Linked DNA regions of Mus musculus: regions 2, 3, 4, 5, 6 and 7 are each linked to region 1. A link is a loop called in an ENCODE intact Hi-C map of the cell type or tissue named here. Cell type or tissue: heart. All regions are shown on one strand.

Region 1 (4,000 bases):
TCTGTTGTTCAGATACTCGACGCGGTTGCACACCTTGTTCTCAATCACAGGCAGCTGAGCCTCCTTGAGACGACCGGCACCGAAAGTCCCTGTGATGATCAGTAGAGATGCAATTAAACAGGGTGCCCAGGAAGCTTCCAGAATGACACAGCAGCAGGTATAGATCTCTCATTTGTGTGGTTGTGTGGCACAGGGAGACACTGTTAACACCTATGAGCCCTTCAAGTTGTGAGCGTTACACACCATGTTAAACAGGGTTCCCAAAACCTGCTGCAGCATTCCGGCTTCTCCATGGCATTTGCAGCTTTGCTATTTGTCCACATATTATTTCCAGTTTAAAACAAAAGACAAATACATTTGAAGAGAGGGGGCTTTAAAAGCTCAGTTGCTACTATTGTAATGTGTTCTTTTTCAGGCTTTCTATACTTTATTTACACCTATATAATACTGCTCCATTTTAAATCCCTCCCCCACCTGCTCATTATAGCATAAAGGGGGATGGGGGTAGGGCGGGCAGAGACCAACCTCAGGTGTCATTCATTCCTCAGGCACTGCCCACCTTCCTTTTGAGACAAGGACTCTCTCTGACTTAGATCTTACCACATAGGCTAGGCTGACTGTCCATCAAGCCCTAGGGACTGCCCTTGTCTCCACCTCCCCAGCACTGGGATTACAATGGGGCTACCATGTCCAGATCGTTTTACCGTACATGGGTTCTGGGGATCCAATGCTGTTTTCCACATGGACACAGCTGAGACTTCTCCATATTTTCAATGGAAAAGCCTATTTTCCAATTTGGCAAGCCCCATTTGCAAGGTAAGCAATTTACCATAAGAACAATGTGTGTGTGTGTGTGTGTGTGTGTGTGTGTGTGTGTGTGTGTGTGTGTTGGGCACCACTCCTTGAGATGATGTGTGAGCCCTAAGGATCCACATGCTTCCACCTCCCTGGAACTGGTATTACAAGTATACACCACCAGGTCCGTATTTACAGTTCTGGGGATCCAAACCAAGTCTTTATGCATATAAGGCAAAAGCTTTACCAACTGGGCCATCTCCCCAGACCTTGGGACATTTTAATAATGCCACAATCTCCCTGATAGCTGAGTGGAGAATGATTATCTAGTGGTCGTGGGGTTTTCTCTTGCCATTAGGGAAATGGTTTAGAAAGACAACGATGGTCGCTCCACACTGTAAACGGACGGCAGGCATTTCAGACTGTCCCTTTTATGTGTGGATACTAATGGCCTCCCCAAAGCCATATCTTTGACTAATCATTAACTGTTCAAGGAACAAGCTGGTAACATAGTACAATTTCATTTAATTCATCTAATTAATTCATTTACTTCTTGCACCAGTTCCAGAAAGTAGCAACTTCTATGATTCCTGATAGGCAATTAAGGAAACCAAGGCTTAGTGTGGACAGTGTTTACCTGGAACTTGGAGCTGTGGGCCCTTCCCGCCCCCACTCCCTGTTCACAAAGGCTCCACACCTCTACCTCTGCCATCTATTTTCAGCCCATGATATTTTCTTAAGTCTAAGTTCTCAGAAACAACATATACATGTTTATATTCAGGATATTTTCGAGATAGGTATGGCCAGAAAACACACCAGAAAACATCAGTCCATAACACCCTCACGAGTGTCCACGTTGAACTATTATTAAAATATTAATAATTTTTAACTAGCTAATGTAATAGGTGTAAATTGTTTTGATTCATTTTTCTAATCTATATTTCTCCAGCAATGAGAGAAAGGGAACATTTAATCCCTTACTCGATTTATGAGTTGTATCTCTTCTTTATATATTAAAAAACAAAAACAAACAAACAAAACAGAAACAAACAAACAAACAAAAAAACCCTGCTGCTTTTGTGTGCCAGACGCCAGACTGAGCCAGAACACTTGCAGCAATGCCAGAGGAAGGGCTGTTGTGCAGAGGGATCCACCCAGGACTTAGCGAGCTTGACGAGAACCCAGCTTTCCAGTTTGCAAGCCCAGCTTTCTCCAGAGTTTTGTAACACGCTTTTGCTTTGCTAGCACAGAGCAGCCAAGAAATAAAGGACAGTGCCTTCCCCTGACACTTGGACTAGACTTGTCTTAGGTTCAGAAAAATGTGTAATCTGTCTGGTGATTATAGGAGCTGGAAGAGACATGTCTTAAGGTCATGGGACCAGAAGGGATGGTGGGCATTGCTCGAACTAAGTCCAGGAGTGGAGATACATATTAGGCTGAAATTGTTCTGAGCCCTGAGGAAACCACCTCTGGGTGGTTTACAGGACGTTGTGGTCTGTGAAGATATGCTGCCATCTGGTGGCCAAAGGAGAGAAGGCATCTCTGGAGGCCTGAAGGGTACTAGTAAATGACCTAGGGGCAAAAGCCCTACTGGGGGGGGGTGGGGGGGCACCAGGCTAAGTCTAGCAGTAGTCAGGCCCCCTGAAAATCCAGGAGGACAGCAAAAACCAATCTAGAAGAATCCTCAGCCTCAACACCAGCTAGCCATTGGAGTTTGAAAATCTGAGAAAGCCTGAGGCGTGAAGTGAAGAGAGATTTACCTAGGAAGCTAAAATCGCTGATTGACTAGATGTCGTTATTGCCATCTAGTAATGGTGAGGTGGAAATGATGATGACGATGATGGTGATAAGGGTGACTGTGAATGATGGGGATGTTGGTGATGTTGATGTTGGTGATAGAGACAAGTCTAGCCACAGCGTCTGGGGAAGGGACTGTCCGTGATTTCTGGGCTGCTCTGTGCTAGCAAAGCAAAGGCATGCTACAAAACTCTGGAAAAAGCTGGGCTCAGCAGCAGCAGCTGCAGTTTGCAACTGTAACAGAAGTATGTTTACTCAGGTCTTTATGGATACGGGGAACAGAGAAAGGGGGTTCTGGTGCTCAATGGGCTACCTCCCCCTCTTACCATCCCCCCCACCCCCAAAATGCCCATGGTATGTCCAGAGCTATGTCTCCTAGTTGTCCAGTTGACAATGAAGATCAATCACAAAGTTGATTTTGGGGGTGGGGAGGCGGGGCTTAGAAGCCTTTCACTCAACATTCCAAGGGCGGCTGAGGGATCAGCTCTTGTTGTGTACGGGCGTGCGTGGGCCTTGCCCCCAACTACAGAGCAGATCATGTAGCAAAGGTCTGAGCCAGGCGGAACTGGTTCAGAAAAACGTGGCTCAGGACCAGAGTCTGAGCTTTCCCAGCCTAGGCAGGTTATTGTTCCCACTGTGGGAAAAGTGACACCCTTTATTCCCATTGAGAGAGCCAAAAGTAACCCAACATCTGTAGCCACGATCCTCGTGTGACCTGAATGACTCCCAGATGGTGGCTGGATAGAGCCCGAGGTCCCAGGCCAGCACTAGAGAGGTCTGACTTTCTTGATCACTAGAAATTTCTCTCCTTCTGCTTAAATCAATTGGAGTTGGGTTTTCTCTCATTGCTTCTCCCACCACAGCCCTACAGCAGGCCTCCAGCCTAGGAGACCACTAGGGAGATCTCCCTAACTGTCCACAGCTGGTGAGCGGGAAGCGGGGCTCCTCCCCAGGTCTCTGCAGCCAGCCTCTGCTTTTCCTGCTGTACCTTCCTCCACACACACACACACCCGCACCCCTCCCCCCACCCCTCCCCCGTCTCTGAACATCAGGCTCCTCGTCTGCACATAGGAACAACATCTAACTCCCATGAGTTTGTAGCACACAGGTTTTTTTCTTTAAATGCAAACCACTTAAGGACGACCTAGCACTTCCATGGGTAAAACATCAGTTTCCAAGGTTCCAAAGTTCCTGTTCCAGGACCTCAATGCTGCAGAATCAGAAGTGTGGGAAAAGGAGACAGGAAATCAGGGAAATGGGAGAAGCCAAGTTTGGAATGATCAAGCCTAGCCATTGTGTGTGTGTGTGTGTGTGTGTGTGTGTGTGTGTGTGTGTGTGTTCCACAAAATCGTTCTTTGAAAGAGAGTCCCCAAAGTAAATACAGATTGTGATGGGGAAGCCCGCACAG
Region 2 (4,000 bases), 390 kb before region 1:
TTTCCGGAATCAAAAAGAATTGTTTAAAATATTTTTAAAGTACATTTTTTTAAACTTTTTATTAATTTACATTGTGTTTTGGCAACAGGCAAATTCGGCTTCTTACCAAATAGTGACTGGAGGGGGAATGTCACTGTTTAAATTTAGAGATCTTAATCATTTAGTTGGGAAGCAATTTTGCCTCTCTCTCTCTCTCTCTTTGAAAGCATTGCTGAAACCAGAGCATTATAGTCTTGCTTAAAAGGAAACAATAATAAATATAATCGAGGGTTTTCCATAACACGTAATTGCAATCACGGGGCCTGCTGGAGAAAAAAATATATCCTCCACATGATGTAGTCAGTCTAATATTATTTACCATACCTATTTAAATTAGCTCAAACCTTCATCAAGCATGTTCTATATGCCATGCACTGTGCTAAACACGAATACTGCAATATTGGCTAAGAGTCTAATTTTTATAGCAGGCTTATATGCTTTGTGCTAAGCACACCAACAAGCCAGGGCCCTGAGGCCCAACAAAACAAAACACAACTTGAACATATTTATTTTCGAGTTTAAAAATCCTATGTGTTTGTGCATGTGTGGGCATGTGTATGTGTTTGTGCATGTGTGGGCACGTGTATGTGTTTGTGTGTGTATGGGTGCTTGAGGTATGGGTGTCAGATCACCTGGAACTGGAATTATAGGTGGTTCTGATCTGCCCTGCTTCAATGCCGAGACCAGAGCGTGGCCCTCTGACAGCAGTACAAGCTCTTAACTGCTGAGTCGCCTTTCTAGCTCCCTAGCCCAAATCTTTTTAAAGATGTGGTTATTGTCAATGGGAGTGCAGTGAATTTTGCATTCAGAAGAATGCAGACATTGTTTTTACCTCCACTCTTCCCCCTTTCACCCATAGTTGACCCACAATACCCTGGACATGGATAGAAATCCAAGGGGCTTGGGAATGGACTTGGTGCAGAAGTCAAGGTGATATGAGGCATTTTCCCAAGCACATGGCTGGAACAAGAAGGGTGAAAAGCAGTCTTCTGGTTTTGGACTATCCTGGGTGGTGGTTCAAGATTTGGTGGCTGAAGAAGTGCTTGGTGACAGGAGCCTGGTATAGCTGTCCCCTGAGAGGCTTTGCCAGTGCCTGACCAATACAGATGGGGATGCTCGAAGCCAGCCATAAGACTGAGCATGGGTTGTGGGGGCAATGGATGAGTTAGGGGAAGTGACTTTAAGGAGCTTAAGGAGATTGCAACCTCATAGAAAGAACAACAATATCAACAAACCAGACCCCGCCCCCCACCCCCACCCCCCAAGATCTCTCAGGGACTAAACCACCAACCAAAGAGTACACTCCAGCTTCATATGTAGTAGAGGCATCAATGGGAGGGGAGGCCCTTGGTCCTATGGAGGTTTGGTGACCCAGTGTAGGGGGATGCTAGGGCGGTGAGGCAGAATTGGGTGGTTGAGTTGGAAAGGGGGATGGAATGGGGGCTTGTGGAGGGGAAACTGGGAAGAGGAAGAACATTTGAAATGTAAATAACCAATTAAAAAAATTTTCGTGGCTGATGCAGGGAGAGGTTATACCACAAGGGGGCACTATTGCTGCATACGTTTCAAGGCGGTGCTGTGGCAGGGCTGGCTAAAGATCTGCTCCTAACAAAGGACGTCCAGAGACTGTAATCAGGAAGGCTACCCGGAGAGGACAAGCCAACTCCTCCACAGAAGGAGAATAGGAGACTAAGTTTGTCGTGGGAAGGCTCTAGACTAGAGCATTTCAAAGGATCAGGGCACGTGGGAACCTGTGGAGACTGACTTGACAAATCCACTGGACTGACTTAGGCAGCTCAAGCATTTAGCTAAAAATTAATCTGTACCGTTTGAGGAGATTGCTGGGTGAAATCACGAGTCTGCAGGCTGAGCTGGGCAATATGTTATCTCTGAAGTAGTCAGGCCCCATTCAGTCTGCTGCAGGCCCCAATAAGAAAGACTTAAAGAGAGAACTTGGGGACTGCCTGACTCTTTGAGCTGGGACAGTGGCCTTCTGCTGCAGGGCTCTGCCGGTCTCCAGCGTCCTGTGCGCCAAGTGCACATCTTGGGAATTCTCAGCCTCCATAACTATGCCATGCAGTTAATATGCATGCATGTATATATGATTGTATCTATTATATACACATACTATGTGCTTTATTAGTGTATATACACTATATTAGTACACACATATGTCTGTATGTCTATAATATGTACACATGTTTATATATTCTTTTGGATTTATTTCTCTGGAGAAGCCAGACTATACAGCTTTTACAGAACAGCGTTTGTCTTATATACATAGGGTTAGGAGATGTTTGGCATAGTTTGTGAGCTTTGTAAAGTAGGCCGGCTCTAAATGGCTAAAACCATATTTGGCCTGGCAGACAGGCATAAACAACAGGGGAGATGTGGAGGACCATCACACAGGGCTCATTACAAAACAACCGTAAAGGGAAAGAGGAGGACCCTAAATTAGGAAAAGTCTCAACACTAACAGTTATCAATGCAATGAGCCGAGGGCCTTACATTCCAGATGAACTCCCTGTCACCCTTGCTTGTCCAGGTACAACAAGGGCTCAGCTAGCAATAGCAATAGGAACGAATAGAGTCACCGTGAAAAGCATCCTGGAAGGTCCCCCAAAAGTTAAATCTAGGGTACCATGGGATCCAGTCATTTTTCTAGTCCCATTCCCTAACAGACCAACAGACTCAAAGAGACCCTCATGTGTCCACGTTGTGAGCTAGCATCCTCATTTCTAGAACAGGTGCCTGTCAGAGAGGGACAGATGAGCAAGACATGGTCCATATGTGTATCAGGGAATGCAAGCCGCAACTTCTAATATACATACAGAGTCAGCCTTTGAGGAGACAAGAGTCCTGATCCATGCTTGGCCAGCAATGACCTCTGAAGCAATCCTGGATGGAATGAGGGGATTGTAAAAGGACAAACATCATATGATTCTATTTACCTGAATTCCCCTAGTAGCTAGACTCATGAGTCAGAGGGTGGAACAGTGGCGGCAAACCTGGAATCCCAGCACGGGGAAGGTGCTGAGCATTTCTGCTCTATGAATTTTAAGTCTTGCTATTGTGGGATGCTATGAGATGTTTGGGAGGACAATCCTGCCTGCTGCCTCTGGACTTCACATGGGCTGCTGAGCCTATGATCCTGACTGTGACCATCTCCCCCAGGCCTCCCCAGGCCAGGCTTCTTCATGATGGTGGCTGCGTTCCCTCTACAGTAGCAGCCAGTGCCAGTTGCCAGTGGCACCTCATGGATTCATGTTTCTGCTCTGTTTCCTTAGCCTACACTGCGAACATAGACAAGCAGAGACTACCCAAGTCACTTGGAAGGTCGAGGTAAGACGATCAGGAATTTGAGGCTAGCCTTGACTTGAGAGAGAGAGAGAAATAGAGAGACAGAGAGACAGAGAGGAACAGAGAGAGAGAGAGAGAGAGAGAGAGAGAGAGAGAGAGAGAGAGAAAGAGAGAGAGAGAGAGGGAGGGAGGGAGACAGAGAGACAGAGAGAGAGAGAGAGAAAGTACATGCTCACGAGAAGGCTTTAGGTAGGCCCTACTATTGGGAATGGGAGGGTGTTGGTGGTGCATTGAGGGTTTATCCTAGACAGCTTACCAAGAGCCTTATGTAGCTGGAGGGGTGTGTGTGTGTGTGTGTGTGTGTACCAGTCACATCACATTTGTACTAAATGAAGGGTCAATTCCAGCTTTGTCCCTTTGGCACCAATTACAGTAATTCCTCAACTCATCCGCGGGGGGAGGGGGGGGTTGGGGAGGGCTTCCCTTCTGATCTTTGTGATAAGAGTTGAGCAAGGTTTGTGATAGCTAAAATCCAGCACAAACTGTTTCAAATAGCCCTAGGGGATGCTGCATCTTTAAGGCAGCCAGGAAGGCAAGGGAAAGCCCAATGTGAGTCAAATTGCCCATCTCCAGCATAGGAGGGTGTGGGGGCTCATACCTA
Region 3 (4,000 bases), 120 kb before region 1:
TGGGAGTTCACCATCGCTAACCTCGCTTTCCAGTGATGAATCGGGGTCAGAGCAAGTACAAAGCATCACCCAGGTCTGTGGCCTTCAAGCCCCTTCCCCCCACCCTTATTGCTTCTGTAGATTCAGGGCTCTATCATTCACACAATGCAGGAGGTGGGGACTCCCTGGTCATCAGTAAGGACCTAGCAGAAGCACCCTGAATCTTTGGGTATGGAAATGCTCCCCAGTTCTGACCAAGCACTTGCTATGCACAGTGGGCAGAACTTCCACAGTTGGTGGTGACAGAAAACAACATTGATTTCTCTTTGGTTTCATGCACAGGTTGTTCTTGCTGTAGATCTTAGAAACCTCGGCATGTTTTTTTCCCTTCTAAGTGAAGAACTTTTTACTTCTATGCCTGGCTTCTCTTTAGCATACCCCACTAGGGCAGCACTGCTCTAGTGGTCTGGAATCCTTATTAGGAAAATAGGGGCAATAAGAACATCATTTAATACCATCACAGTTGACCTGACATTGGAGACACCTTCAAAATCACTCGCAGACCTGCAGTACATACAGCATCGAAACATTTGTCCAAAAAAACAAAAGCCACATGCAGGTGGAAATATTATTTATATATAATTTATAATACACACACATATGTATGTATATATATGGCATTCCACCACCATACAGTTTAGAGTAGCATGCAGTTCAAAACTTGTAAATTGTTTCTGGAATTTTCTATCTAATATTCTTAGACCACAGATGACTGCAGGCACCTGAGACAGTGGAGACACAGCAGGCTAGGGGAGATGATTGTGTGCCGTGACTGGAGATGCATAGCTCCATTACAGCCAAGCCTGAGACCTGGGTCAGGCTTTGTCTTTCAGGACCTCTGACATCTGTACCAAGGAGCTCATATGAGCAGGACCCTATTGGAAGAAGATCCCACTATTAAGGTTGTAGTCTACCATGTCTGGATAGCAACCCTGAGCTCTGTGGCAAAATGGAGGACTCTCTTCCCCAGGAAGCCTTCCTCTTCCCTGCCTGACCCCCACATCCTCTACCTGAGGAATGTCACCTAGTCTTTGTTGAATCTATAGGTTCAACTTCCTTTCTTCCCGCAAGCACCTGGATGACTCTCCATGCAAATGAGGCATCGGCCAATGAACTTTCACCCTAATAACAACAACCACCCCCCAACAAAAGCCCTTACCATTCTCCAAGGTGAGATACACACACACACACACACACACACACACACACACACACACACACACACGTATCCTTTTCAGTACCTGGATACTCCGAGGGAGGAATCAGGACTCAGAAGCACAGGACCTTTCCCTCTGTGGGCTGATGCCCGACTTGGCCACTCTGTTATTGTTCACATCCCAATCACTACCAGGTTCCCCATAAGTGCAGACACCTTGATGTCTTATTCAGAATGCTAGAAAGATGTCTTTCTAACTCTGCTCAAACTCAGCCTCTCTCACCTGAGGACTTCCACCTGCTCAGCCCCTCCGTGGCTCTTAGACTATTACTCAGAAAGAAAGAGAAGGGTAGAGGAAAGAAAGAATGGGAGGAAATGAAGGGAGAAAGGAGAGAAGACAGAGGGAAAGAGGAAAAGAGAGAAGGAAAGAGGAGGACAGGGAGAAGGGGAGGGAAGAAAGAGCCATATTCCATTATCCTCATTTACCAAGAGTTCAGGCACATCTGTCCAAGTCATTTCTGCAGGGCAATAGCACCATTGGTGTGTGTGTGTGTGTGTGTGTGTGTGTGTGTGTGTGTGTGTGTGTGTGTGTATGGATGACATCAGGTTCCTTTTGATGAACCACAATACCCCTGTATGTGCTCTCATATGCCAGATTATATTTTCTCTCTTTTTTTTTTTTTTACAGGAATAATTCCCAGGGTGAGTGGATTGTTGGATCTAACTTAAAAACATTAGTAGCACCTGGGAATCCCAGGACATCTCTGAGAAGCAGGTGTGTCTTCTGGTAGGGAAACTGAGGCACTGAGAGGCATGTGATTACCATAGCAACCATGGAGCTTTGGTAGCCTTTAGCTGAGTAGTGGAGGAGAGGGGCGGGGCAAAGGGAAAGGGAAGGAGAGAGGAAGGGGGGTGTTCAGGAGTATGAATCCAGTTAAGTAGGCTCTGTAGTCACTTTTCTATTGAAGCATTCCTTTCATTCTCAAAGTTCCCCACTAGGGGGCGCAGCACACACCCACTCTCAATCTTGAGAAGTCAGGTAGGTGCTGCAAACCATAATGCAAGAGACCATTCCTATCTTGCAGCGCAGCTAGATGCTCTGGGACCTTGACGCTGGAGCAGGGTGCAACCAGGGCTTCTCAGAACGGTGACTGTAACTGAAGGGCAGGCAGGTGCCAGTCTGGCAAAGGAGAAGATAGGTGCCTGTGATCGGGAAAACAGGTGGGGAGGTGTGTCTTATGCGGGAAACAGGAACCCTTATTCTTCCACTAGCTTCCAGGTACCGAGCAGAGCCTGCCTCTGTCCAGGTCTCACTCGGCTTTGTCCCCAACAGAAGCACGTACCCACTGTGGGCCTGTACTGGTTAGTTTTTGTCAACGGGACACAAAGTAGAGCCACTTGGGAAAAGGGAAGAAACCTCAACCTAGAAATTGCCTCCATTAGACTGTGGGCATGTCTGTAGGGCATTTCCCTGAGTGCTAATTCATGGAGGGAGAGCCCAGCCCCATGTGGACAATGGTCCCCGGGCAGATGGGCCAGGGTAAGAAAGGCAGCTAAGCAAACCAGAGGATCACGCCAATAAGAAGGACTGGTCCCGGACTTCCGCTTCAGTTTGTGCCTCCAGGTTACTGCCCCGGCTTTCTTTGATGGACTGTAAACCAAACAAACCTCCCTCCCCATGCCAGTGTTGCTCAGTGTTTTATCACAGCAACAGAAACCAAACTAGATCAGGGCCTTTCTCTAGAAAAGCCTATTTCCCCGCCTCCTCCAGGAAGACTTTCCTGGCTGCTGCTGCTTGACCCTGACCCCTAGGAGATACCTTGTCAGCATTTGTAAGACGGGCCGTTGGGCAGACAGGTTGCTATTTCCTGGGGTGTCTGCTCCCCACTGTACTTATGCATGGATCCTGGGTCTTGGGCTCAGCTCCATGCTGGAGACTCGAGCAGTAGCTGTATGTAATCTAGAGCATCCTGCAGGCCTCAGCTGTCAGAAGTCTCTGCACTATTCTGAGGCTCGGCTAGGAATGCACATGTACAAAAAACATCCTTTCTAAGTTTTCCCATGGTGGGGGTGGGTGGAGGATTATGGAACCCGCAGGAAAAGAAAGGAAGTTTCCCACATGTTTTCTCTGCCTGCCCATCTTGGCTAGCGGAGCAACCTCTGTAAGGACTTCCCGGGGTAGATTTGAGGGAGTTTGAGCTGTATCTCACCTTAAGTTCTTGGTTTATTTATTCATTTTTATGTGCATGGGTGTTTTGCCTGTACGGAAGTCTATGTACCATGTGTGTGCCTAGTGTTTGAAAAGACCAGAAGAAGACATCAGATCCCCTGGGACTGGGGTTGCAGGTGGTTGTGAGCCCCCATGACCGCTGGAAGAGCAGCCAGTGCTCTTAACAATTGTGCCATCTCTCCAGCCCCTGTATCTCTTGTTAAATGAATTTTGTACAGTTAGCATGTCTTGAACCAGGATGGGTCGCAAGTTCCAGAGCCTTCCCTGTGCAATATGACAGTGGCTGGACATCTCACCCACAGTGGGAATACAATTCTTTGGCAGCCACCACTTGCCCAGGACCAGTGACACACATTGGTCACATTTCTAAGGTCTTACAGACCTACCTATCTACTAAATTCATCATTGCAGCTGATCTTCCTCTTTGATTCATATTTTGCTGTCTAAACAAAAGTTCCACTTTTATCCCTGGTTAAAATAACTAAAACCAAACTCATGTTTACAGCAAGTGTTGATTAATTAAGGCATAGATTGTATGAGCTCAGGTTATTTCCCTGGACACTGAGCATTGAAAC
Region 4 (4,000 bases), 450 kb before region 1:
GCTGTGTTATCTGAGAAGTGTGGTCTGACAGACCTCACCACCCAGCCCGAGTTTAATGCAGAATTTCAAAGTTAAAAGTACTGCCAGTGGAAGAAGTGTTCTGGGAACTTCCAAGGCGGGTCTGTAAAAATATCAGTGGTCTCTCACGGAGGACTAAGCATAGGGTGTTTATTTTAAGACAGGCCTGGAGGTTTGGGGCTGATGGTGGGGGGTGGGGGTGGGGAGCAGGGGGAAGGAGTCCTGGAGAAGGGAAACTAGTCACTTCTCGTGGCAGATGTGTGTGGTGTGTGTGTGTGTGTGTGTGTGTGTGTGGTCCCCCACCAACTGATTTGTTTGCTCTGTGCAGACACTCTCCTGATGCCATATAATTACATATAATCATAATTCAGTTCTGACATGGTCCTCCTGGAGTTCGTGTACTCCAGCTTGAAGACTCATTCTGGACAACCCATAAGCCAGGGTCCCTCTTCAAGTTTGTTAGTGTGATTAGAAGACTTACAGATACGTTAACTTACATGTACCTATTGATTGTAAGGCTAAACCTCAGAGCAGCCAATGGGGATGCTCAAGTGAGGAATGTGGGCAGGGACAGAAGCTTTTAGAATCTCTGTGTCTTTTACCCAGCATTCCAAGCTGCATTCCTTTAGATTGTCACACACATGCACCTGGTTACATCCCTGGCAAAGGCAGGTAAGCTCTACCTCCCTCTATGAAACTCCCTATCTTCTAATGCAGCTCCTCTGGCAACTAGCCTCCCTCCTTAAGGGCTTTCCACACACTCCTCAGGAACACAGACTTAAGTGAGGCGGAGGAGGGCCTTGAAAGTTATCAAACAGTGTCTCTTTCCACCCGTCAGGATGGCTGTTACATACACACACACACACACACACACACACACACACACACACACACTCACACACTCACACACTCACACACACACTCACACACACACACACTCACACACACACACACACTCACACACACACACACACTCACACACACACACGATGTCTGTTACACAAACACACACTCACACATATACACACACACTCATACACATACACACATACATACACACATACTCACACATACATACATACATACATACACACACTCAGGCACACATAAATACACACATACACACTCAGGCATACACATAAACACATGCACACAAACGCATGCACACACACAGACACACACATAAATACATACACACACACTATATATATATATATATATATATATATATATATGCATGTGTGTGTGTGTATGCAAGTATTGGTGAGGACATAAGACATCCAGATTTTGTGAGTGGAACAAAATGGGGAAAGCTACTGGAGGCCTATAGGGAGGAGGCTCCAGGTAGGGACCTCCCTCCCCAAAACCTCTATATAAGTAGTTTAGATAATTATTGCTCACCATTACAGACAGAGCTAGAGAAGTTACCAACAGCTGAGGTGGCTCTCTCCTTTGGTCACTTTTTCTGTGTCTGGAGTGGCAGGAGGGGGAAGGGCGTTCCCCACTGAGTCTCTTCTTGACCCTCTACCCACATGCTAGCCATGGGCTTCTGACCTTGGCACAGCTGTCCAGGCAGTCTTCATTTTGCTCAAGTACTCTGTTCATAAGGAGCAGGGACACAGAAAACATCTTTAGCACGGGGGTGTCAATGGCAAGACGGAGGCCAGTGCACCATGCAGGGGACCAGGGGTGGCAGGGCCGCTGACTCACTCTGCTTCACGGAGGCAGCAGCCACGTCTTGGTGGAGCTAAATCTGCCGCACGCTTTTAGCTCATGCAGTTGTTGGCAACCTAACTCAACAGCCTGGGTTATTTTTTGCCTCCTGGAGATTGGTGAGCCAGCTAACGTTCCTTTAATAAGTGCTCCTTCTACAGAAGTTGGTGGCCATTTGAGTTGCCTGCGGATCCCTCGGCACTTGTAAAGTTCAGGACCAAAAATACATGCAGAGTGCCTTCTGGGTTTCTTTTGGTGATGTCTAGCAGGTATTGATTCCATAGGCTCTGGAAAATCATGAGGGAAGAGAGAGATTTCTGGGCTTGATCAGCAAACATGTCTCCTCTAATTCTATAATGCAGAGCTCTGAGAAAAGATGGCAGCCTAACTATCATGAGCTTGTTGCTCTGACAAAAGCATCTTGCAAGAGAAGTGGTTTATCTTGGCTTATAGTTTGGGGATACAGTGTATCATGGTGGGACAGGACTGTGAGGAGGCCGGACATGAAGCACTGGCTGCCAGGAAGCAAAGAAAGATGAACCCTGGGGGCTCAGCTCTCATTTCTGTTTCGATGTAGCCCAGGATCCCAGCATATGGGATAGGACTACCTACATTTAGACTGGGTATTCCCACCTCAAGTAACCTAATCTACAAAAGTCCCAGCATGCTCAGAGGCCTTGTCTCTTTACTGACTCTATGTCCATGAAATCGACAATATTAACCGTGGCAGCAATCAATGAAATATTCTCAAACAGCTAAGAGAGAATTCTTGTTTCCAGCATGAAGATACATCTGAGGTGATATACATAATGTGTTAAAGTGTCACTATACTCTACATGTGTATGATTGTTTGTATATACTTGGTCCAGAGTAGGTGTGTCACTGTGGGTGTAGACCTCATCCTAGCTGCTTGGAAACCAGTCTTCTAGCAGCCTTCAGATGAAGATGTAGAACTCTCAGCTCCTCCTGCCCCATGCCTACTTGGATGCTGCCATGTTCCCACCTTGATGATAATGGACTGAACCTCTGAACCTGTAAGCCAGCTCCAATTAAATGTTGTCCTTATGAGAGCTGCCTTGGTCATGGTGTCTGTTCACAGCAGTAAAACCCTAAGACAGAAGTTGGTATCAGGAGTGCATTCTGTTATATGTCACCTAAAAGTAAAGATACTTTATAAAATATATCCTCCAACAATTCAGGATCTATTCCCAGAAGAATGAATCGACAGAAAGTGATTTTTTTTCCCACGCAAGATTGAAAAGGGGAGAGATTTAGACACATGTTATAACATAGATGGAACTAGAAGACACCATGGTAAGTGGAAAAAGCCAGTCTCAAAAGGAAAAGCATTGTCTATAAGATATCATGACAGAATAAACAATGGAAAGGAGGGGATTATCCACTTGGGCCTGGTGCCAGGGTTTCAGTCAGCCTATAGTCTTTTGCTATGTTGCTTTGGGGCCACGATAAGGCAGAACAGATGTCTGCTTTGTGATAGACAAGGAGCAGGGAGAGAAGGCTGAAGAGGAAAGGGCAGGAGGAGGGATCCAGCGCCAGTACCCTACCTCCTTCAACCAAGCCAACCTTCTAATGCTTCCATCCCTTTCCAATAATGCCCTCAAATGCGACCCCATCAATGGATTAATCTTTTCAAGAAATCAGAAGCTGCAGGATCCCAAAACTGGCAACCAAGCCCTGGTACCTGAGCCTGGGTGGGAGAGCGTACTTCCATATCATGTCTCCTTTCACTTACAGGTGGTTCCTGAGCAGTGAGAGCTACAGAGAGAAAGAAGGATGATGGCTGGGAGGAGGGCCTGGAGCATGAAGAACATTGTGTATATATATATATATATATATGTGTGTGTGTGTGTGTGTGTGTGTATATGTATATATGTATATACACACACACACATATATATATACACACATATACATATATATATGTATATGTGTGTGTGAGTGTGTATTTTTTTTTAAGATTTTCTTATTTATTATATGTAAGTACACCATAGCTGTCTTCAGACACTTTTTTCTTCTTTCTCCAGCCCTATTCACTCTGGCCCAAAGATTTATTTATTTATTATATGTAAGTACACTGTAGCTGTCTTCAGACACCCCAGAAGAGGGCATCAGATCTCATTATGGGTGGTTGTGAGCCACCATGTGGTTATAGGATTTGAACTCAGGACCTTTGGAAGAGAAGTCAGTGCTCTCCAGCCTGAGAACATAGTATTTTAATGAGCAGAGCAGAGCTTCCATTTGGGAAGAT
Region 5 (4,000 bases), 590 kb before region 1:
ACTGTCACTGTCTTCAGACACACCAGAAGAGGGCATCAGATCCCATTACAGATGGTTGTGATCCACCATGTGGTTGCTGGGAATTGAACTCAGGACCTCTAGAAGAGTAGTCAATGTTTTTTGTTTTTTTTTTTTTTTGGTTTTTCAAGACTGGGTTTCTCTGTGTAGTCAATGCTCTTAACTACTGAACCATCTCTCCACCCCGAGGATTTGTTTTTGTTTAAAGACAAGTAAACTGTCTCTTCATTGCACAAAGTTTTTCTTTTTGTTGTTTTTGTTTTTATTTTCATAAAAAACTTGTTTTACTGGGGCAAGTGAGTTCTTCACATTAGAAATAATAATCAAAAGCACTACTCTAAGCACTTTACATATAACACTGAAAGCAGCCCCATAATTACTCCTGTATCCCATGGATGGCTACGTGACTACGTGTCTTCTTTCCCAGGGTCCAGAGCCAGCAGTGGAAAGGTCATAGTCTCTAAATACGAGGTTTGCCCAGGTTTTCCTTAACACTTATCCTAGCAGTGGGCAGTGCATGCAGCATTTTGTGTGTGTGTGTGTGTGTGTGTGAGAGAGAGAGAGACACCTCCCTGAACACACACACACACACAGAGAGAGAGAGAGAGAGAGAGAGAGAGACCTCCCTGAACACATTCTCTATTCCTCCCTTTGAAACTTAAGAACGTGTTACAACCTGACTGTAAAAAAAAAAAAAACACCAATATGAGAACTCAGGTAATAAGAAAACGCAAAGTCCTCTGGAGGCAGTCAATAGGTACATACTTTGGCATAGAGAAAATACTGAGTTCAGTCCCTAGAATAAAAAGAAGAAAGTCACCTCCACACACAGATATATATATATACACATAATAAAAATTATATAATAAACTGCCTCAAAAAAATAAACAAATTTATAAAGACTGTCTACATACTGATTTCCAAGAACTACACAGTAAAACTCTTGTAAAAGAAAATTTTAAAAGTTAAGAAAGAGAGGGGGAAAAAACCAACAATCGGGGCTAGTGAGATGGCTCAGCGGTTAAAAGCACTGACTGCTCTTCCAAAGGTCCCGAGTTCAAATCCCAGCAACCACATGGTGGCTCACAACCACCCGTAATGAGATCTGACGCCCTCTCCTGGTGTGTCTGAAGACAGCTACAGTGTAGTTGCATATAATAACGTACATATAATAAATAAATAAATCTTAAAAAAAGAAAAAACATCAATCATTCCTACTGTCCACCAAATATGAAGCTGTAGCAGCTTATACCAACCTTTGGGTTCTCCACCACCCTTAGGGCTCAGGTTTGTCCAGAAAATGGTGTGATTAATATGTCCCCCACCATTGAACTTCAGTGCAGGCTGAAGAGCGACCTGAGTTGTAACATCTCCTGAAATATAAAATAAGCACCTTTAAAAAAACCTGTCCTCAGCCAGGCAAACCAAGCCACAGTTTTCTTATTCTTGACAACATTCACTAAACAAACAAAGCTCTGGCTCCACAGAAGGATTACAATCAAGATGTCTGGACAACATTAAGAAGAAAGTTTTCTAGATGCCAGATGTCACCTTAAAGGAAATGCTTTCCCAACTGGGCTATTCCCCTGCTTCACTATTACCACATCCTCCCCAGATCTGCAATTTCCAAAAATCCCAGTCTCTTCCCGTATTTAAGATTTGTGTGATTTGCTTATTGCAAGTAAAATTTCCAGAATGTGGTAATATTTCCCTCTCTTGGATTGGCCACTTACACAATTATGTTGAAATACTATACTTCTCCACTAGATGCCCCTCGTCAGCCAGATGTCACTAACATTTTACTCAACCAATTTCCCAGATAAAAGTACATTTAAGAAAAGGTGACTCAGCAGTTAAAAGCAATGACAGCTCTTCCAAAGGTCCAGCAACCACATGGTGGCTCACAACCATCCTTAATGACATCTGACGCCCTCTCCTGGTGTGTCTGAAGACAGCTACAGTGTACTTACATATAAAAATAAATAACAAATAAATCTAAAAAAAAAGAAAAAAGAATTTTACTATCTGGTTTTTCAAGCAATATGACTAACATAGAGACATGACTACAAATTAATTCTCCTTGTAAAAAACAATAGATTAAAAAGACTATTTTGTTAAATACTATTTTGTTTAGCCATTAAAACAATATTCCCAGGGGCTGGTGAGATGGCTCAGTGGTTAAGAGAACTGACTGCTCTTCTGGAGGTCCTGAGTTCAAATCCCAGCAACCACATGGTGGTTCACAACTATCTATCTGTAAAGAGATCTGATGTCCTCTTCTGGTGTATCTGAAGACAGCTACAGTGTACTTACGCCCTCTGTCTGAAGACAGTTACAGTATATGTAATAATAATAAATAATAATAAAAATATAATAATAAATAAATCTTCCAAAAAAATTCCCAGAAATTGTGGTTGACTCAACAGGTAAAACACAAAAAGGCTCTTGCCAGGAAAACCTGACACCCTGACTTGAATTGACAATCTGAGCTTAGTTTCTGGATACCACAGTGGAAGGAGAGAACCAATGCCCTAGGTTATCCTCTAACCTCCACTGGCTCCGTGTGTCAGCACGAATCCATTCACACACACACACACACACACACACACACACACACACACAGAGGTTTTTTAATACTATAGCATTCCCATATACATCATCTAGGGGTGCAAACACAGAACTCTGCACTATGGATTTTGTTGGCTGAGCGCTTAAAAATATAGGTAAATAAATAAGCTTGCCTACTGTTCCATTCAGTGACAGATACTCAGTTTCTCACAAAATAGCTATTTTTCTTGTGAACTTTGACCCCAAAAGTACCAAGTCTAGCCTGTTCTGCAGCTAAGTGCTCGTTCCTGTCTTTTCCTCCCCCCCCCCCCAAGGGTAAAGAGTGTGAAACAGGATGTCCAGAGATATCCAAGGGGTCAGGGAGTCCCAGCCCTAGACTGAACTAATCCTATTGTTGTCCACAACGGTGACAATAATCACAACTCGGACTGCAGTCTTCTGATGCCACTTCAGACCCTCTCCTGCACCTGCTGCCAGGCCACCAATATCGCTTGCTCTCAGCAAAACCCCAGCCACTTCTAGCCCCAACCACCCTCTCACCCAAGGGCACCTGGCTGACCCAGCTCGGGCACTCTCAACCCTCCTGCAAATGGCTGCCAAGGCTACCTGAAAAATAAGCAAAACAAACTCTCCTGAAGCCACGTTATATAACAACCGCATATTTTAAATATTCATATGCAAAACAAAAACTAAATATTCATTACGCAAAAAGGAGCAGCGTCCGAGAGCTGTCTTTAAAGGACCACCACCAATGCTAGCTAGCAACACGGGTGACAAAAAAGGACACAACAGTAAGGTCCGTCAAGTACTTTCGTGAGGTCCTGTGTTTTCCGGGATAGGAAAGGACGTTTATGCGAACCAACGGAGGTATTCCCCGGCATCGAAACAGACCTCCGTCCGGCCACCGGGATCCTCGTGTGCAGGGGCCCCGCACCTACCCTTGGCCAGAGCCTCGTGGTACTTCTCCTCGGTGGCGTTGAGATTGTTCACGTAGGCCGCGTGGTGCTTGCTGTGGTGCAGCTGCATGATCTGCGCGTTAATGTGTGGCTCCAGCGCGCCATAGTCGTAAGGCAGGTCTGGGAGGCTGTGCTTGTGCCGGGAGCCCGCGGCACCGGCCACAGGGCCCAGCCTCCTGCCCGTGCTGAGAGGAACAGAGAGGACGGCGGGTCACGCCACTGACACGGCGAGCCAGCCACGCCCGCCGCCCCGAGACCCACCCGTAGGGGACGCCGAGGCCCCGGGGCCCTGCCGCTCACCTGCACGCCGCCCGACACAACATTATTGAGGTTTACACGACCGCTGCTCTCCTCAGAACACGGCCGTTCGCTCGCAGGCGCGCGTCTGCTAGGCAGCGTCCGCCCGGCGTCCGCAAGGACACAGCGAAGCGGTGACCCTGCCCGCAGCGCCCATCAGC
Region 6 (4,000 bases), 240 kb before region 1:
AAATGCTGGGTACCAATGAGCTCTTGCACTGAGAGGAGCTCAGCACAGTCCTGACGCCTGAGTCTTCAGAAGGCCTTTCTGCTCCCTTGTTTTTAAGAACAGGTGAGAGATTTAATACTGAAAAAAGGTGAAGAAGCACAAAGAGTGTCTGAGGCTACCTCAGTCTAAGCATCTGAGGCTAGCCCAGGTTAAGTGTCTTATCTTCTGGGCTGGGGTAGGGGGAGAAGGTTCCAGTAGCTTAGTGCCTTTACACACCCTTCCTCACACCTGAAAACCTTGTGACCCACTCTGGTTCTCATGCATCCTTAGTTCATGGGTAAGGACCTGGTAGCTGGTAGCATGCAGATGCGCTTTTCCCCTATGCCTGCCAAGGGCAGTTTGTGGGCCCCTACCTGCTTTCATGAGGAAGAATTCTAGAATTCTACCTGGACATCAGATAGTTCTCAATACATGGCTATCTTTGCAAAACAAACTGAGTCTTATGCTATTTGCTTAGTAGCTAAGACCAAGCTGCTGGGCTCTGGGCCTCCTCTCTTACACAGGAACTGCCCTGAACCCTGTTTGCTTTCCTTTGTTTAGTGGAACACAGAGGCAAGCTAGTAGGGTATTACCTGGCACATAGTAGGTCTGTGGTAAATGTTTACTTAATGAATAATCATGGTTCCATGGATTCCTCTGATCTTTTTAGACACTGGCCTCCCCACTCTTTGGTTTCCTTCACCTCCTTCATTGAGGTTCTGTGCTCAGCCATGGGTGTTACAGCTGTCCACGTGACTACTCTGTGTTTGACTCAGGAGTGTGTCTCCTCCACGTAGCACCTGTGACCCACTGCAGATGGGAACAGTGGATTGCTCTGCTGTCCTGCCCAGGTTTTTCATCTGCATCGTAGACACACTCCCCCCAAGAAGGTGTCTCCAATTCCTAGCTCCCATCACATGGCCCCTCAGTGAGCTCCATATAAACTTGGCCTTGAAAGTGCGTGAGGATCCACGCGGTTTCTCGGGCGTACTTTCCATCCTGTGGGGAGCACTGAAAAGGGTCACCTCATGTTCCACAGCAGCCTGCGTCCACCCCACCTCCTTGGGGCTGCGAAGGGCGAGGCGGTCGCGCTTTCTCAGACTTTCCTGTGCTTTCCACTGGCTTCTGAACCCATCGGGAAGGCAGCTGTATTCTTTCTTGTGACCTACTTGGCCTCCTATGGCTCAGACCCAGGACAACTCCCACCATCTCTCTTCCACCCTCTCTACCTGCTTAGTGTGTGCGTCGTGCGTCTGTCTGCCTGTGTCCATGGAGGCCCAGAGTCAATATTAGATATCTTCTATCACTCTTCACCTTTATTTTTGAGGCAAAGTCTCTCACCGACCCTGGAGCTTGACACCTCATCTAGACTGCCTGGCCAGCTAAGCCTCCTGGATCTTCCTGTTTGTGCCGCCCCAGCTCTAAGGTTGCAGAGTGCACCCCATCGCACTGGCTTTTCACAATAGTGCCGAGGCCCTGCGCTTGTACAGAAAGCACTTTGCCAATGGAGCCGTCTCCCTAGCCCATACCTGCTTCTTCATTACCGCAACCCGGGGTGGGGGTGGGGGGCTGCTTCGACATCTTGGTCATGTGACCAGATGGGAGTACCTGTACCAGTCTGTGTCACAGGGAACTCATGGGTAGTGTGAGAAGCAGCATGCCTAGCTCACAGGAGTCTGGAAGCAAGTGAGACAATCTGTGTAAAGCTGTGGTGGACATCAGCGGCAGGGGTAGTTTAATATAGATGCAATTCCAGATTTTGCCAAAAGATGGCAGCACTTATTCACTGACTGCTTGACCAGTTATACAGTTTTTGTTGTTGTTGTTTGTTTTTTTGTTTTTTCTTAACTGGTGGTGTGGGACTGAAAGCCATTCTTCATGCTGGGATGCTAGTTTCTTATGGATTAAAATCTTACCATGCTAGGCCAAGTTTTATGCAATGGTGGCAGTTTCCAAAGTAGTATCATTACCCATTAATGACACGCAGGTCCCTTTAAGTTGGGACTTGAACAGCTGATTTAATGTCTTCATTGACTTGGCAACATGATGTTGCCAGGCTTTTCTGGAATATGGATGGGGTCAGTGTGGTGGGAGAAGAGAGAACATGAACGGTGCCTGACAAATCAGCTCTGTGGAGCTAGAGACCTAGCTAGCTGGGGATCTTTGACTTGGGAAGGGTGGCACTGATGGCCATGGTAATACCTTTGCTGTGTGACAGGAGCTCCACTAGGCTCATTTGCCTGCTATCTCAGTAAATATTCACAACAGAGCACTATCCTACAGGCCATCACTATCCCACCCACAGAGGAGAAGATACACAAAGTATACAAAGTAACCTGAAGCCAGGTCTTGTGCGCTAGCTTGTTGCCTACGCCTGCTCTCTATGCCGTGGCCTGAATGAGTGTAAGAGATGACTCTGTGTGGGGCTCGGGGAAGTCCCAGATACCTGAACTTGAAGCAATAGGAATGAATATCCAGTTGCAATCTCTCCCTGTCTTCTTGTTTCAGAGATCCCAGGAGTAGGGGGAGGGGAGTTTTAAAAGTAGGTGTATTGGAGATGCCTGTGAGACACACTGTGGGGACACAATCTCCTATCAAGGATCCCAGTAGGGTACTCTTCATGTCACCCCAGGGTGTCTTGTACCATGTGACCTGTCCTGTTCAGCTAACTGGATTCCTTGGAGCTGGCTTGTGACTTGTCATCTCCTCTTTGCAGGTTCTCTTGTGCTGTGCTGTACCAGGGCCTCATCATGCATGTGGGAGCCACAGGGGCCAACCTCTACCTGGACTTCTTTTATTCTTCTCTAGTGGAATTCCCTGCGGCCTTTATCATCCTTGTCACCATTGACCGCATTGGCCGCATCTACCCAATAGCGGCATCAAATCTGGTGGCGGGGGCAGCCTGCCTCCTCATGATCTTTATCCCACATGGTAAGTTGTCTGGTTTCATCGCTTCCCAGGTGACCAAATTGTGGGGACAGTGTCGTAACCCTCTGATAAGCATCTGGAACAAGAATAAAGGCAGGGCGTTTCCTTGGCTAGACTTGAAGCAGTTTTAGATTGAGGTATAGTAAACATATAACGACCGTGTTCTAAGTGAATGAATGACTCAATTTGTTAAGCATACAGATACCTGGGCTGCAGACTTCATGATCAATTCCATTGCTCTGCCAACCACCTTTCCTGACCTCTTGCCACAGATTAGCCTAGAAAGATAAATGGAGCCGCCTTGCATGTACCCTCCCCCGACCCCCACCCCATTCCCCTGTATCCACTATACCCGTGAGGCGTTTCTATGCTGTCACACGACTGTGTAGACTACTGTTTTTCTTAATATTGTCTTACTCTTTATATGAACATCACACTGTGGGATCCCCCCAGTGATCATTGCCTGTAGTGTTTGTCCACTGGGAGCTATGCCACAGAGTCCTTCTTGGTGGACATGAGTCCTTTGTTCTCTTGGGGTCACGTCTGTGAGCACACCAGCAGAATCCACGGGGACATCCAAGTTTAGCTTCAGTGGACGCCGGACAGCTTTCCAAAGATGGGCCAGGCTACTTTCTGCTTCCTACAGCGACATGGGAGTGTTCCAGTTGCCCCATGCCCTCTGTAGCTCTTCGTCCTGCAAGTCTTCAATGGCAGTCAGGTGGTGGGTGTGAGCACTGCCTCATAATTCTTACAACCCAAGACAAACACACTGCGTAGAGGGTCCAGGCAAAGTTACTTGAGGTGGCTTTAATTTGAACACATACATTGCCTTTTGTGGTGGAAACTATAGATTCCTATGAAGGCAGAGGGGCTATCCCTCCTCCCCACACCCTTTTATTGCGCCTGCACTGTAAGCCTAATGAGTCGCTTTGGCAGTCTCTCATGCAGGGAGTTATGGGAAAGATCTGCACATCTTGGATTTTCTCAAGAGTCATCCTGGTCAGGACATGAAAGTTGTGTGTGTGTGTGTGTGTGTGTGTGTGTGTGTGTGTGT
Region 7 (4,000 bases), 580 kb before region 1:
AGACCAGAAATGGTCATCAGGTCTTCTGGAACTAGAGTTACAATTGTGAGCCATGATGTGGGTGCTGGAAATTGAATCCAGGTCCTCTGAAAGAGCAACAAGTACTCTTAATCACTGAGCCATCTCTCCAGCCCCAAGTTAATCTTTAAATTTAAAATAGTGTCTCTGAACTTCTTTGGTATTTGAATTTGTATCTCATTATCTTTTACACTAGAAATCTTTGAAGAAAGTAACATTAAAATGTTTGTACTACAATATATGTAACTTCAAAACCATAGCAACAATGTTATAACTACAAATCACTTAGTGAAACTGAGTGATTCTTAGGTATCTAGGACAGAGCCCTCTGTAGGCACAGAGCCAGAGCATGAAATTCAAACACTGCAGCTATATTCTTTCTTTTGTGTATCTTTCAGTTCCGCTATCAATTTTAATTTGAATTGATTCCTTTCAATTTGTTTTGGACTCTGGAGGGATTTTCTTGTTTTACCTATTCGTTTCATAAGTTTTGAAAACTCACAAGTCTTGCTGTTTCTACCTTTATCTCCTACAGCCATTACCCTCTTTTGAGTAACTATTAAGTTTCTGCAATATTCTTCCATTTTCTCGATATGTGCCTACATATATGTGTATATGTATTTCTACACCTTGCTTTATTCACTCAAGCCAGGACTCATTCCAAAGTAACACATAACTATTAATGTCTGCATCCTCACCAGGAAACAGGATTTCAATGTATATTTCCATTATAAACAAAGTTGATCCTCCTTCTATGGAATATTTTAAGGATCTGTGAACCATCTGTTCACGTCCTTCTCCATTTTCTTTAGTTTTCCAAGGACCCTGCGATGTAAACTACCTAGTGGTGGCATCTGGTCTCTACTGTAACTGTATCCTTATAAATGATCTCAGGCAGGGCACCTACGCTGGGGATTAACCGGGCTCATAAAACCGACTAAGCCTAAATATGACTGTCCCATCTGGGAAGTGCTGAAGAGACTGCCGAGCACCGCTGTTCTTGCTAGAGTACTCCAGAACCCTCACCCGGCTGCCTTCCCGGGGCTTCCAGTCTGCCCACACGCGCAGCCTCCTGGCTCCTCGACTCAAACCCAAAGACGCCCCGGGGCAAAGCCGGCGGCCCCAAGAACGGCGACGGCTTCTAAGTCCCCCTCCCCCGCCCCCAACTTAAAACGAGGGGCGCTTAAGCATGAAGCCGCTGTCTCCCCGTTCCGGCACGATGCGCGGAAGCATCCTGAGCTGTGAGACTGCCTGGAAGAGCCAATCACGCGCTTGTCGGCTCGGATTCCTCCGCCCAGGCCGCGCAGCAGCCGCAGGTGGCCCCGCCGAGCTTGTCCGGCAGCGGCCGTCGTCCCGAGATGCCTCGCGGGTGACCTCCGACCTCGCGGGCCCGCCCTTCTCTCCGGCCGCTTCCCTTCCCAGCCCCGCTGAGCTTGCAGAGCCCCGACGGGGCCGGTGCGGGCTTCCGCGGACTGTCTCCGTGCGGCGGCGGCGTAGTGCCGCTGCCTCTCCGCGCCCCGAGGTCCCGAGCGGGGCCGAGCCGGCCGCCCCTCGCCCCTTCTCTCCAGAGGCGCCCGGCGCGGTGACCGAGGAGGCGCCCGAGAGGCGCGTCTCGGGTGAGTGGGCCACGGGCGGGGTCTCCGCGGCGCGCTCGGGGCGGGGCGCAGTCCGGGCGGGGCGGGGCCGGCGGCAGGGCCGGCTTTCCTCCCTCAGCGCCATTTTGTGGCTGCGAGACCCGCAAATAAAGGTTCTCGCCAGCGCTGCGGCGGGAGGAGCGCGGGGGGGCCGGCGGCGGCGCGGCCTCGGCCTGTGTGACTGGCGGCGCCCGCGCAGCCTCGGGCTGGGAAGGTAGGTGCAGCCCGCAGCGGGAATGGCCACGAGGGCCTGTGGGGCCGGGGAGCGAGGCGCGGCCGCCCTAGACCCGGGGAAATGCACTCCGGGCCGGAAGGGCGACCGGGCCTGCGGCCGTGCAGGTTTCCCGTTAGGCAGAGCGGTTTGCTGCCCGTGGGGATCCTTGCACCGCTTCGCGGCCATTCTACTTCCGTCCCTGACGGCAGGGGACAGGGCGGGCGTTCCCGCGGCCGGGGAGGCGGGGAGGCCGGAGGCCGCCCTCTCGGGGCTGACTGGCCATGCCGGTCCTTTCCCCGCCTCTGTCGCCCCCTCCCACCTTCCAGGGTTCGTCACCGGGGACCCAGAGGTACCCACAGTTCTGTATGGCACAAGTGAAGCATTCTGTTTTGTTTTTTGGGTTTTTTTTTTGTTAAAAACAATTCCGTACCACGTAGTAGCTTGTCTTTGCAACCACGTTCACCTGTGGACTTCCATTTTTACATAAGTGCATGCATTGTGAGAGTAGTTCTTTTTTTTTTTTTTTTTTGACAGCTTAGTGGAATTTTTCGTGAACTTCTAGTCTAGTTTTGGATTTCTGTATGGCTGATTTGACCGTATTTAAAATTGTTTTGCATAAGACAGCGGGTGCACGGTAGAACAAGACCTAAGTTTTCCTCTCTGTGTACATGTTTTATGGGCGTGGGGGGCGGCTAGGCCTTGTGCATGCACGCTAGGCCAGCCTTCTGCCGTTCAGCAATTCCCCGAGCCCACAGTTCTTGGTTTGAGAATGAGGAAGTCAGTTAATTTGACCCCAAAGGACTAAGAATACACTGTAAGCTGGTTGTAAAGATCGGTGAGCCTGTTAAAGCTTCAAGGAGCATGTTATAATCCTCTACGTTTTATTTACGCCTTTTTCATCGTTTTCACGCTCTACCCTAGCCTTTTCATTTAGTTAATTTTATTGTTTGGAAAGATAGGTGGAAGTCACAGATCAGTTACTACAAATTCTACCTTTCTTTCCCTTTAGCTTATGTTTGAGCTTTGGGACTGGAGAGTTGGCTCAGCAGTTTCTCTTCCAGCACCGGAATGATGGCTCTTGACCATCCTTAACTCTTGTTCTGGAATTTTGACTTCCCACTTCTGACCTCAGTGGGTGGCATCAGGCGTGCACGTGATGCACATATATACGTGCAAAACATTCATAAAACATTTTTAAATGCGGTCTGGAGAGAGATGGTTCAGCGGTTAAGAGAACTGACTGCTCTTCCAAAGGCCTGAGTTCAAATCCCAGCAACCACATGGTAGCTCACAACCACCCATAAAGAGATCTGAAGCCCTCTTCTGGTGTATCTGAAGACAGCTACAGTGTACTTACCATATAATAAATTTAAAAATTTTTTAAATGCCTTTTTTTTAAACGCTTTTTTTTCTTTTAAACCAAGCATCATGTTTTCTTATAGGTAAACATGTAGACGATTTGAAACTATTGAAAACAGACATTTTTGAGGTGGCTAGGTTTCACTCATTCATTCACTACTGCTGGGGCAAGTTAGGGGAGGTTGCAGTCTACAGGATGGCTTCTGATATGATTGAAACTGAATTTTAAGGATTTGGGCAGATGGGTTTCTAAGAGTGCTTTAGTTCTTCACTCTTAAACAGATGAGTGTGTTTGTACACTATGTTATGACTTGTATTTTTTGTTTTTGTTTTGGTTTTTTTCTAGTTCATTTTTTTCCTTTTTTTAAATTTCATTTACATTTCCAATGCTATCCCAAAAGTCCCTCACACGCTCCCCCACCCACCCACTCCCACTTCTTGGCCCTGGCGTTCCCCTGTACTGAGGCATATAAAGTTTGCACGACTAATGGGCCTCTCTTTCCACTGATGGCCGACTAGGCCATTTTCTGATTCATATGCAGCTAGAGACAGGAGCTCCAGGGGGGTACTGGTTAGTTCATATTGTTGTTCCACCTATAGGTTTGCAGATCCCTTTAGCTCCTTGGGTACTTTCTCTAGCTCCTCCATTGGGGCACTGTGATCCATCCAATAGCTGACTGTGAGCATCCACTTCTGTGTTTGCTAGGCCCCGGTTTTGTTTTTCTTTTTCTTTTTTTTTTAATTAAAGATTTATTTATTTATTTATTTATTATAT

Evidence for each region. A loop is a pair of places that touch in the nucleus more often than their neighbours do. Peaks named below come from ENCODE experiments on the same cell type or tissue, not always from the same donor. Only the 100,000 strongest peaks of a DNase experiment are listed, where the experiment ranks them.
Region 2: it touches region 1 in a loop (8-fold over the local background); 24 of 42 quality-filtered maps call a loop at or near these places.
Region 3: a loop joins it to region 1, with 9 times the contacts of the local background. A loop is called at or near these places in 20 of 42 quality-filtered maps.
Region 4: it touches region 1 in a loop (2.6-fold over the local background); 3 of 42 quality-filtered maps call a loop at or near these places.
Region 5: it touches region 1 in a loop (10-fold over the local background); 9 of 42 quality-filtered maps call a loop at or near these places.
Region 6: it touches region 1 in a loop (6-fold over the local background); 25 of 42 quality-filtered maps call a loop at or near these places.
Region 7: a loop joins it to region 1, with 5 times the contacts of the local background. A loop is called at or near these places in 8 of 42 quality-filtered maps.

What each region holds. Positions count from the first base shown.
Region 1 is chr17:12,414,726-12,418,725 of GRCm38, reverse strand. Plg (plasminogen) reads right to left here. Exons shown (of 19, transcript NM_008877.3): 18 at 1-89. Among named protein-coding and RNA genes, the nearest start is that of Plg, 38 kb to the right of the region's middle. In heart, a CTCF peak has its summit at 2,312 (motif pointing left); DNase peaks (open chromatin) are centred at 2,025, 2,305, 3,305 and 3,495; H3K27ac peaks cover 1,130 bases.
Region 2 is chr17:12,808,249-12,812,248 of GRCm38, reverse strand. All of the region lies in intron 1 of Airn (antisense Igf2r RNA), which reads right to left. Among named protein-coding and RNA genes, the nearest start is that of Igf2r, 41 kb to the right of the region's middle. In heart, a CTCF peak has its summit at 1,581 (motif pointing right); a DNase peak (open chromatin) is centred at 1,648; H3K27ac peaks cover 3,111 bases.
Region 3 is chr17:12,530,516-12,534,515 of GRCm38, reverse strand. No RefSeq gene overlaps it. Among named protein-coding and RNA genes, the nearest start is that of Slc22a3, 25 kb to the right of the region's middle. In heart, a CTCF peak has its summit at 2,190 (motif pointing right); a DNase peak (open chromatin) is centred at 2,175; H3K27ac peaks cover 236 bases.
Region 4 is chr17:12,864,789-12,868,788 of GRCm38, reverse strand. It overlaps Mas1 (MAS1 oncogene), which reads left to right and starts at 646. Exons shown (of 9, transcript NM_008552.5): 1 at 646-690; 2 at 2,931-3,045. In heart, no CTCF peak of the experiment used is centred here; a DNase peak (open chromatin) is centred at 1,738; H3K27ac peaks cover 1,742 bases.
Region 5 is chr17:13,007,911-13,011,910 of GRCm38, reverse strand. Sod2 (superoxide dismutase 2, mitochondrial) reads right to left here. Exons shown (of 5, transcript NM_013671.3): 1 at 3,843-4,000; 2 at 3,525-3,727; 3 at 1,275-1,391. The coding sequence starts at 3,865. Among named protein-coding and RNA genes, the nearest start is that of Sod2, 2.1 kb to the right of the region's middle. In heart, CTCF peaks have their summits at 1,794 and 3,994; a DNase peak (open chromatin) is centred at 3,140; H3K4me3 peaks cover 1,557 bases; H3K27ac peaks cover 1,056 bases.
Region 6 is chr17:12,658,495-12,662,494 of GRCm38, reverse strand. Slc22a1 (solute carrier family 22 (organic cation transporter), member 1) reads left to right here. Exons shown (of 11, transcript NM_009202.5): 7 at 2,735-2,949. Among named protein-coding and RNA genes, the nearest start is that of Slc22a1, 15 kb to the left of the region's middle. In heart, a CTCF peak has its summit at 1,780 (motif pointing right); no DNase peak of the experiment used is centred here.
Region 7 is chr17:12,989,943-12,993,942 of GRCm38, reverse strand. It overlaps Wtap (Wilms tumour 1-associating protein), which reads left to right and starts at 1,684. Exons shown (of 8, transcript NM_001113533.1): 1 at 1,684-1,866. In heart, CTCF peaks have their summits at 1,431 and 2,138 (motif pointing left); DNase peaks (open chromatin) are centred at 1,352, 1,672 and 2,062; H3K4me3 peaks cover 3,237 bases; H3K27ac peaks cover 2,393 bases.